Linked DNA regions of Homo sapiens: region 1 is linked to region 2. A link is an interaction called in ENCODE POLR2A ChIA-PET data of the cell type or tissue named here. Cell type or tissue: OCI-LY7. All regions are shown on one strand. Each heading gives the region's core, and the rest is flanking DNA. Links, peaks and the distances in the headings are about the cores only. Region 1 overlaps RHBDF2 (rhomboid 5 homolog 2). Region 2 has its middle 5.8 kb from the start of GALK1.

What was found. ChIA-PET counts read pairs that join two places held together with the same protein. Peaks named below come from ENCODE experiments on the same cell type or tissue, not always from the same donor. Only the 100,000 strongest peaks of a DNase experiment are listed, where the experiment ranks them.
Region 1: POLR2A ChIA-PET joins it to region 2 with 8 read pairs; 2 of 35 experiments call an interaction of 5 or more read pairs at or near these places.

Annotation. Positions count from the first base shown.
Region 1 is chr17:76,479,451-76,484,820 of GRCh38, forward strand. It overlaps RHBDF2 (rhomboid 5 homolog 2), which reads right to left. Exons shown (of 19, transcript NM_001005498.4): 3 at 1,925-2,095; 4 at 283-404. The coding sequence starts at 2,074. Among named protein-coding and RNA genes, the nearest start is that of AANAT, 15 kb to the left of the region's middle. RefSeq lists silencers at 1,323-1,392, 2,213-2,312, 2,373-2,422, 4,097-4,391, 4,303-4,503. In OCI-LY7, for the core only: CTCF peaks have their summits at 2,748 and 3,093; DNase peaks (open chromatin) are centred at 1,401, 1,851, 2,631, 3,401 and 2 weaker places; H3K4me3 peaks cover 3,482 bases; H3K27ac peaks cover 5,000 bases.
Region 2 is chr17:75,768,336-75,773,705 of GRCh38, forward strand. No RefSeq gene overlaps it. Among named protein-coding and RNA genes, the nearest start is that of GALK1, 5.8 kb to the left of the region's middle. In OCI-LY7, for the core only: CTCF peaks have their summits at 3,881 (motif pointing right) and 4,974; a DNase peak (open chromatin) is centred at 3,226.

The sequences.
Region 1 (5,370 bases), core at 290-5,289, 710 kb after region 2:
ATGACGGGAGCGTGAGGAGCCAGGCTAGGGCCCCAGGCACCCCCACACTGATCCACCCAGCTCCTCGAAGCCCCCCAGCCTCCACACCGTGATATTCCGCAAAGCACATACCCATTTCCCCATCTATACCATGATAATAGGCCACAGGGAGACATTGCTCATTAATGCCGGCCTCCTCCTTCCAGAGAGGGGACGCAGGGACCAGGCCCAATCATGTCCAGGCCCCGAGAATCCACAGGTTGCTGGGTGGGGGGTGCTGGGCTTGGGTGTAGGGGGGCTCACTTGCGGATGCTCTGGGACAGTGAGGCCTGGCGGCGGAAGCCAGGGCGCTTCTCTGAACTCTCCTGCCATCGGCTGCGTGGCTCCTGGAGGCTGACGCTCTTCAAGTAGGCTGGGTTCTTCCTCTTGGGGAGGAAGGAGGGAGGGCAGGCGGTGGTGTGTGCAGCCCAGGTCCTGGGCTGGCTTTTCTTTAGCCTCCTATTCTGAAAACCCTGAGAACAAACTTCAACCCTGATTTATGCCCCAATTTGCTTTCATTTGGAAATATATATATATAATGTGTGTGTGTGTGTGTGTGTGTGTGTGTGTGTGTTTGTATATGTATATATATATATATATATATTTTTTTTTTTTTTTTTTTTTTTTTTTTGGAGATGGAATCTCACTGTATTGTCCAGGCTGGAGTGCAGTGGTGTGGTCTCGACTCACTGACACCTCCGCCTCCCAGGTTCAAGCGATTCTTCTGCCTCAGCCTCCTGAGTAGCTGGGACTATAGGCATGTGCCACCACACCCGGCTAATTTTTGTATTTTTAGTAGAGACGGGGTTTCACCATGTTGGCCAGGCTGGTCTCGAACTCCTGCCTGACCTCAAGTGATCTGGCCGCCTCGGCCTCCCAAAGTGCTGGGATTACAGGCATGAGCTACCATGCCCGGCCTATATATATATTTTTTGGGACAGAGTCTTGCTCTGTTGCCCAGGTTGGAGGGCAGTGGCACCATCATAGCTCACTGGAGCCTCGACCTCCCAGGCTCAAGCAAGCCTTCTACCTCAGTGTCCTAAGTAGCTGGGATTACAGGCATGTGCCACCACACCCAGCTCTTTTTTAATTTTTTTTGCAGAGACAGAGTCTTGCTATGTTGTCTAGTCTGGTCTCGAACTCCTGGGCTCAAGTGATCTGGCTGCCTCAGCCTCCCAAAGTGATGAGATTACAGGCATGAGGCGACCTCGCCCAGCCTCATTCTGAATTTAAAATCGCCATTGTCTAACTTTTCTCCGTCAAGGCCAGCGTGTGTTTTCCTAACTCCTCATCCAGTCCCTCCCCTCTGCACCATGACGCTCCTGCCTGCTGCTGTGTCTTCTGCAGAGCTCTCGGGTGAACGGGGGGCGTTAACATCGCTTCCCTTTATACTCCAGACTGTGCAGGAAGCCCACGCTGCCACAAGCCGGTTTTCAATGAGCTCTTTATGGGGCACTAGACCAGACTGTCAGAAACACTGATCTGTTCTCGTCCTCCCAAAGGAAGCGGACACTGCCTAGGCGGGCTGCTGATGCCAGGGAGACACTGTCCCCTGCTCACCCATGTCAAAGAAAGCCCCCAGCCCTCAGAAGAGAGACTGAGAGTCCAGGCCTAGGGGGTGAAATGAGAACAGCCAGGGCCCCAGGGTTACCAGCAAGCACTTTCTTGGGGCTGGCCCTTCCTGTGTGCCCCTGACCACGATGAGAGTGAGCCCGGTTCCTGGCTTTACTCCCTGTGATATTTCGGGCCCAGGAAGGAGGGGGTAGGGCCCGAGTCAAGGGCTGCACAGACAGCAGCTGTGGCTCAGGAAGGAGCCCCTCTGGGAAGTGAAACTGACCAGAAAGTGTCACGTGGGTACATCTGTTACCTACGGCAGAACAGTGAGCCCCCAGGCCAGCCCCCTTACCTCAGGCAGCATGCTGTCCTGCTCGCCAGGGGCCTGGGTCTCTTTCTCGGGTGGCGGGATGGTGATGGAGAGGTTGGGTGGCTTCCGGCTCTGCAGGCGGCTGCTGGACACAGAGGACACGCTCCCGCCATTCTTGTCAGCAGAGGCCATTGTGGGCAGGAGGCGGGAGGGCTGGAATGGAGACCGGGAGAGCAGCGGTGGGCGGTGCGGGGTGGCGCAGTGTCAGGACCCTGACGCCAGGGCACGCAGCCCAGACCAAGAACCAACTTGCCTAAAGTTGGTTCAAACATCTCTGGGCGGCTGGGCGCGGTGGCTCACGCCTGTAATCCCAGCACTTTGGGAGGCCGAGGTGGGGGGATCACGAGGTCAGGAGATCGAGACCATCCTGGCCAACATGGTGAAACCCCGTCTCTACTAAAAATACAAAAAATTAGCTAGGCGTGGTGGCACGTGCCTGTAATCCCAGCTACTCGGGAGGCTGAGGCAGGATGGCTTGAACCCAGGAGGCAGCGGTTATAGTAAGCCGAGATCGCGCCACTGCACTCCAGCCTGGCGACAGAGCAAGACTCTGTCTGAAAACACACACACACACACACACACACACACACACACACACACACACACACACAAAACCAAAAACAAACCATCCCTGGGGACTAAACCCAGCCTGAACCAGGCTGAACCTCAGGCCCAGTGGTTGGAGTGAGGTCTATTTCTGACCATCATTTGCATCCCGGACCATATGGGTCTGGGAGGTCCTCAACTTACTACCTCATTCAATTTCTGATCTCTCCGCTTGAGGCAAGAACCAAACCCTGAAAAGAGCATGAAGATGCAGGCCAGGGACGGTGGCTCACACCTGTAATACCAGCACTTGGGGAGGCCGAGGTGGGCCGAGAGATGAGAAACCTACTGTGCTGGTCCCTGTCCCCCAAGGCCACCCAGTTTATTTTTCTTGTCTTTTTTCTGTAGAGGTGGGGGTCTCTCCATGTTAGCCAGGCTGGTCTGGAACTCCTGGGCTTAAGCCATCTGCCTGCCTTGGCCTCCCAAGTGCTGGGATTACAGGTGCAAGCTCACTGTGCCCAGCCCCAGTTCATTTTTCAAAGATAACTAAAACTGGCTGGGTGCGTGGCTCATGCCTGTAATCCCAGCACTTTGGGAGGCCGAGGTAGGTGGATCACCTGAGGTCAGGAGTTTGAGACCAGCCTGGCCAACATGGTAAAACCCTGTCTCTACTAAAAATACAAAATTAGCCAGGTGTGGTGGCGCATGCCTATAATCCCAGCTACTTGGGAGGCTGAGGCACGAGAATTGCTTGAACCCAGGAGGCAGAGGTTGCAGTGAGCCAAGATCATGCCACTGCACTCCAGCCTGGGCGACAGAGTGAGAAAATGTCTCAAAAAAAAAAGATAACTGAAACTGCCACCTGTCTGGCACTTTTCTCCCCCATAGTGAGAACACTGTTTAACAATAAAAGTGGCATATGCTCATTGAAAAAAAAAAAAAATCACACAGCTGTGTGTGGTGGCTTACACGTACAATCCCAACACTTTGGGAGACCAAGGTGGATGGATCACTTAAGGTCAGGAGTTCGAGACTAGCCTGGCCAACACAGTGAAACACCATCTCTACTAAAATACAAAAATTAGCCAGGCATAGTGCCTCATTCCTGTAGTTCCAGCTACTCGGGAGGCTGAGGCAGGAGAATCACTTGAACCCGAGAGGAAGAGATTGCTGTGAGCCAATCTCATTGCACCCTCCACCTCCCAGGTTCAAGCAATTCTCTTGCCTCAGCCTCCCAAGTAGCCGGGGTTATGGGCGTGAGCCACCAAGCCCAGCCCACACTCTATCATTTTACCTGCATTGTAGACATCTTTCCCTGTCAACACATACGGACAGACCTACTTTTTTTCTTTTTTCTTTTTTTTTGTGATGGGGTCTCATTCTGTCACCCAGATTGGAGTGCAGTGGCGCGATCTCGGCTCACCGCAACCTCCACCTCCCAGGTTCAAGTGATTCTCCTGCCTCAGCCTCCCAAGAAGCTCGGATTACGGGCATGCGCCACCACGCCCAGCTAATTTTGTATTTTTAGTAGAGATGGGGTTTCTCCATGTTGGTCAGGCTGGTCTCGAACTCCTGACCTCAGGTGATCCACCTGCCTCGGCCTCCCAAAGTGCTGGGATTACAGGTTTCAGCCACCACACCCGGCCCTAGGCCTCTTGTCTTTTTTGATGAATGCAAAGATTTCATAAGTGGAATGCACCAAGATTTACTTAAGTCCAGACTGCTGGTTATTTAGGATGTTTCCGGAATTTGAGACATGGGTCTGATGTTGCAACTAACACCCTTGCATACACCGCGTGTGCTTGTTTAACTATTACAAGACCAAGTTCTGGAAGCAGAATGGCTGGGTTGAAGAGTAAGTACATCCCAAATTTCAGTGGCTGTTGCCCAGTACCCCATCTGGGGCTTTCCTGTGCGTGTGCCACCAGTCCCCAGTTCCCCTCTGACTCCACCAGAATTAACACCCTCTGCCTGTTTCATTCTCTTCGTTTCGTCTCTTGCTCTGCCCCATGACCGTCTTCTTGTTAAAACCCCCAGCTGTGGCCGGGCGCGGTGGCTCATGCCTGTACTCCCAGCACTTTGGGAGGCCAAGGTGGGCAGATCACCTGAGGTCGGGAGTTCGAGACCAGCATGACCAACATGGAGAAACCCCGTCTCTACTAAAAATACAAAAAATTAGCTGGGTGTGGTGGCGCATGCCTGTAATCTCAGCTACTCGGGAGGCTGAGGTAGGAGAATTGCTTGAACCCGGGAGGCAGAGGTTGCAGTGAGCCGAGATTGCACCATTGCACTCCAGCCTGGGCAACAAGAGCGAAACTTCGTCTCAAAAATAAAAATAAAAATAAAAATAAACCCCCCCAGCTGTTTCCTCTCCTTCACATCCCAAGGTTCCTGGGCAAGTTTTGTTTTTCCTCTCCTTGTACGAAGCCAGGGACTCCATACCCATCTCCCTGGGAGCCCTTCAGCCAAGGGCGTGTGTGGGCTGAGGCGTGGCATGCACGGGTCGGCGAGACAGCAGCCATCTGAACCTGTCCTCCTCCTCCATCTCTACCTCACCTCCACCATCTCCACCTCACCTCCACCATCTCCTCACCTGGAGGCTCACTCCACTCTCTCAATTCCTCTACCTGCTGCCTCAAGCCCCCTGAGACTGATCATTCTCCGCACCGCAGCTGGGGTCACCTCCCAAAAGCATAGATCACACCTGTTGCTTCCCTGCTCAACTCTCTCCCAGGATTTCCTGTTCTCACCCAAAGTCCAAACGTCTCACTGGGACTTCCAGGACCTCTCTTCGTCTCTTCCTGTGCCCTTGCTTACCCCTGACCCAGCTTTCCTGGGCCCCTCATTGTCTCAAACTGGCCAAGCTCTGCTGGGGGTGGGGT
Region 2 (5,370 bases), core at 243-5,242:
AAAAAAATTAGCTGGGCGTGGTGGCGGGCACCTGTAGTCCCAGCTACTCGGGAGGCTGAGGCAGGAGAATGGCGTGAACCTGGGAGGCGGAGCTTGCAGTGAGCAGAGATCGTGCCACTGCACTCCAGCCCAGGTGACAGCGCAAAACTCCGTCTCAAAAAAAAAAAAAAAAGAATGAACTTTGAAAATATTATGGTGAGTGAAGGAAGCCAGTCACACAAGACCACCTGTTGTATATCCAGAATCGGCAAATCTCTACAGATGGAAAGTTAATTAGCGGTTGCTTAGGCCTGAGGGAATAGCAGGGTCAGAGCCAAAGGATGGCAGGTTTCTCTGTGGTAAGGAAAATGTTCTAAAATGGACTGTGGTGATGGTTGCACATGCCTGTGAATATCCTAAACTGTTGAATTTTATGTTTTAAATGGGTGAATTATATGGTATGTATTATATCTCAATAAAGCTGTTAAGAAAAGAATGGGGCCCAGGTGTGGTGGCTCACGCCTGTAATCCCAACACTGGGAGGCTGAGGTGGGCAAATCGCTTGAGACCAGGAGTTCAAGACCAGCCTGGGCAACAAAGGGAGACCTCATCTCTCCAAAAAAATCAAAAATTAGCCGGGCACGGTGGCTCATGCATGTAATCCCAGCACTTTGGGAGGCCGAGGCGGGTGGATCACTTGAGGTCAGGAGTTCAAGACCAGCCCGGCCAACATAGTGAAACCCCATCTTTACTAAAAAATAGAAAAATTAGCCCGGTGTGGTGGTACAAGCCTGTAATCCCAGCTACTCAGGAGACTGAGGCAGGAGAATCGCTTGAACCCAGGGGGCGGAGGTTGCGGTGAGCCGAGATCACACCACTGCATTCCAGCCTGGACAACAGACTGAGACTCCGTCTCAAAAAAAAAAAAAAAATCAAAAATTAGTCAGGCTTGGTGGTGTGTGCCTGTGGTCCCGACTACTTGGGAGGCTGAGGCAGGAGGATCACCTGAGCCCAGAGGTTGAAGGTGCAGTGAGCCGAGATCACGCCACTGCACTCCAGCCCAAGCAATTCCAGATGTCATCGGATGACCTGCTCCTTTTGAGCACACTTCAGTAAAGCATTTTTTGGCACAGCCAACACCAAACAAATCATACCATGAGTGGCCCTTGGGCTGGTTGAAATGGAATGAAACTCACAAACCATACCTCCCTACAAGGGCCCATTCTATCAGGGCAGAGGTGAGCGAAGCAGCCCCTTCTCTGCATGCCTTTTACTCACCTCACCTCTGACACCCAACAGTGCTGAGCCCTCATCTCCACTCTTCCTATTATATGATCTCAGGTAAATGAAGTGACCTTTCTGGGCCTCAGTTTCTTATGTGTAAAATGGGGCTAGAGATTGCTCCCAGACATGCTGTTGTAAAAGGAACTGAATGAGATCATCTTCATAAAGTGCCCAGCCCAGCAGCTGGCACTTGGTACGCACAGAATAAATGTTTGCTATTCTTATCAGTTGTCCATTAATTCAACAGGCATTATGGTACTCTCCTATATGCAATTGGCCAGAAAGATAAATGCCTCAGGCTCTCACGGTCTGATTGGGAGGCAGACAGTCACAAATCTGACCCCCTCTGTCTGCGATAAATGTTGAGTAGAGCTTTCTGAATAGGAGAAGAGAGAGCAGGGATTCTGACCAGTTAGAAGTCCACACCCTTATCTTTATTTCCATTGATTCATTTTAATTGACAACGTGACTTTTTTTTTTTTTTTTGAGATGGAGTCTCGCTCTGTCGCCAGGCTGGAGTGTAGTGGCACAATCTCAGCTCACTGCAACCTCTGCCTACCAGGTTCAAGCAATTCTCCTGCTTCAGCCTCCCAAGTAGCTGGGATTACAGGCACGTGCCACTATGCCCAGCTAATTTTTTGAATTTTTAGTAGGGACAGGGTTTCACCGTGTTGGCCAGGCTGGTCTCACACTCCTGACCTCAGGTGATCCGTCTGCCTTGGCCTCCCAAAGTGCTAGGATTATAGGCGTGAGCCACCTCAGCTGGCCAACATGACCATTTGACCCATCTTCATCCTTTGTGTTGTTTTAGTTTTTCTTTTTTTTTCTTTTTTTTTTTTTTTTTGCGAGACAGAGTCTCTCTCAGTCACCCAGGCTGGAGTGCAATGGCGTGATCTCAGCTCACTGCAACCTCCACCTTCTGGGCTTAAGCGAATCTCCTGCCTCAGCCTCCCAAGTAGCTAGGACTACAGGTATGAGCCACCACGCCTGGCTAATTTTTTTTGTATTTTTAGTAGAGATGGGTTTTGCTCTGTTGGCCAGGCAGGTCTCAAACTCCTGACATCAAGTGATCCGCCCACCTCGGCCTCCCAAAGTGCTGGGCTTACAGGCGTGAGTACCACACCCAGCCTGTTTTAGTTTTTCTTGGAGAACCTCGATTTAGGCTGGGCAAGGTGGCTCATGCCTGTAATCCCAGCACTTTCAGAGGCTGAGATGGGCGGATCACCTGAGGTCAGGAATTTGAGACCAGCCTGGTTAACATGGTGAAACCCCATCTCTACTAAAAGTACAAAATTAGCCTGGTGTGGTGGCGCATGCCTGTAATCCCAGCTACTCTGGAGGCTGAGGCAGGAGAATCGCTTGAACCCCAGAGGCAGAGGTTGCAGTGAGCTGAGATTGTGCCGCTGCACTCCAACCTGGGCAACAGGGAGACTCCACCTCAAAATAAATAAATAAATAAAAATACAAAATTAGTCTGGGCGCAGTGGCTCACACTTGTAATGCCAGCACTTTGGGAGGCCAAGGCAGGTGGATCACCTGAGGTCAGGAGTTCGAGACCAGCCTGACCAACATGGTGAAACTCCATCTCTACTAAAAATACAAAAAATAGGCCAGGCATGGTGGCGTGCGCCTGTAATCTCAGCTACTCAGGAGAACGAGGCAGAACAATCACTTGAATCTGGGAGGCAGAGGTTGCAGTGAGCCGAGATGGCACCACTGCACTCCAGCCTGGGCTGCAGAGTGAAACTTCGTCTCAAAAAAGAAAAAAAAGTTGGCATAAGGCGAAGCATGTCCGTTTGTTCAAGATGGACTCTGAAACATTGATTTTATTTGGGAAATGTGTTTACTGTCTTTTTTGAATCCCATCTAGTGTGTTACTGAAATTTGTTCAGAGTGAAGTCTCCTTTGACCTTTGACCCTCCCCCCATTTCCTGGCCAGATGTCTCAGGATTAGCGGGGAGGTGGCATGGTAATGGAAACACTTCACCCTGAGCTTTGTCCTCTGCTATGCTGGCTGAGAAACTTGCTTGTATCTTGCTGATTATCACGTAGGGCTGAGGCGTCTGGAGAGAATTCTGGGTTATATCCACCACTGGGACATACTAGCCAGTGGTGGGAATACCATGCGTGCCAGCCAGGTGTCTGGTGACCTAGACAGGCTTAGAGGTGGGTTTTTTTGTTTTTTGTTTTTTTTTCAGTCAGGGTCTTGCTGTGTCACCCAGGCTGGCGTGCAGTGTCACCATCACAGCCCACTGAAGCCTTCAACTCCTGAGCTGAAGCAATCCTCCCATCTCAGCCTCCCAAGTTGCTGAGATTACATGGGAAAGCCACTGCACCTGGCTCTAACAATGTTTGTCTAGGCCGCGGAAAGATGTGACCTACCACTGAGGACAGGCACTCCAAAATGCCTCTTCTCCACGGGAGTCCGTGTCTGTCTTCTACACAAAAACCAAATCCTTGGGCCCTCCTTGCTCAACTTGGCCTTTGTTTATGTTTCACGGGACGATACACTTGACGCAGCCCTGGCTTCTATGTTGCAGTCACAGCCTGATTCCCTGATGGACTTAGGTCCGTGGCTCCCGGTGTTTTCAGAGACTGACATCTTGCTCCCAGCAGATGGCTCACTACCTTACCCATTCTGGGAGATTCCTTTTATTGTTTCTTCTAGAGGGTTAACCTATTTCCTGATCTGGGCTCCCTTTGCCCTTCTATAATATTCATGATAACAGTGTCTGGAATATTGATAATAATATTGAGCCCATGGTCAGCCCAGACCTCAGGGCTGATATCTCACCAAGATGCACCTGCGGGGCAGCACAGCTTGTTTACTACCAGCGTCTTTTTTTTTTTTTTTTTTTTTGAAATGGAGTCTCACTCTGTTGCCCAGGCTGGAGTGCAGTGGCGTGATCTCGGCTCACTTCAACCTCCGCCTCCCGGGTTCAAGCGATTCTCCTCTCTCAGCCTCCCGAGTAGCTGGGATAACAGGCATGCACCACCACACCTGGCTAATTTTTGTGTTTTTAGTAGAGATGGGGTTTTGCCATGCTGGCCAGCCTGGTCTCAAACTCCTGGCCTCAAGTGATCCACCCGCCTCAGCCTCCCAAAATGTTGGGATTACAGGCATGCGCCACCTCTCCTGGCCCCTGAGCCCATTTTCTCAGCCACTACTGTTTCCTGGACTGCTGCAGCCTCTGCTCTACTGGCCTCTGCTTACGAAAGTGTCAAGAGTTAAAGCTCAGCCTCTTGGTGATGGACAGGAGGGGCAGCTGCTCTCTCAGACTCAGTTCCTATGTGAAACACTCTCGGTTTGGAAGCCAGGCCAGTAACCAAAGCTTTTGGGAACCAGACTGATTCTTTGCCACCCATGCTGGGAGCAGATCCAGCCAGCTGTGCTTGGGGGCTGCTGGGGCCATTTGGTTTGGTCAGCAGTCACTCCTGGAACTTCTGCTATGTGTCAGGTGTGATTCCAGGGGCAGACACACTCATTCCCTGCCTTCGGAGCGCCAGGAGCTTCTCGTCTCCCTGCGGTCTCAGATGCCCCTGCTCAGATAACCCAGCTGCAAGTCTTGTCTTTATTTGCTGCCCCTACTCTGTCCCTGAAGTTCCTGCCCTCTAGGTTGACAACCACCCTGCTGCTGGCCAAGGAGCATGTCCAGACCTACAAGATGCAGCTGACAGCTCAGGGCCGAGGCTGTCTCATCTTGCGCCTCACACTGGCTGGAAAGCTGCTGGCACTGCAGCTGCCCAGGCCTCAGACCGCTGGTGGTGGGCAGATGGATTGAGACTAGCTGCAGGTGCGGAGCTGGGGAGGGAGAGCCCTGTGAGGGCCGTGATGCCTGGGCTGTGGACCCAAGCCCCTCCTGACCCCTCTGCTTGGCCCCCTGGCTCAGTGCCTGGCAGAGAGGAGCTTATGGGGAAAAATGTGGCCAACGTAGGAGGTGGTACGTGAATAGGGATTTAACGGAGCCCAGGTTCCACCTCCATGAGGACAGGCACAATCCCTCACACACCCCTCAGCAAAGGCCACCTGCCCTAAGCCTGCAGCCCATCTCCCTCTCCTTCCCTGGAGCCCTCTTGTCCCTGGTACTGGTGACGTCTGAGATGAAC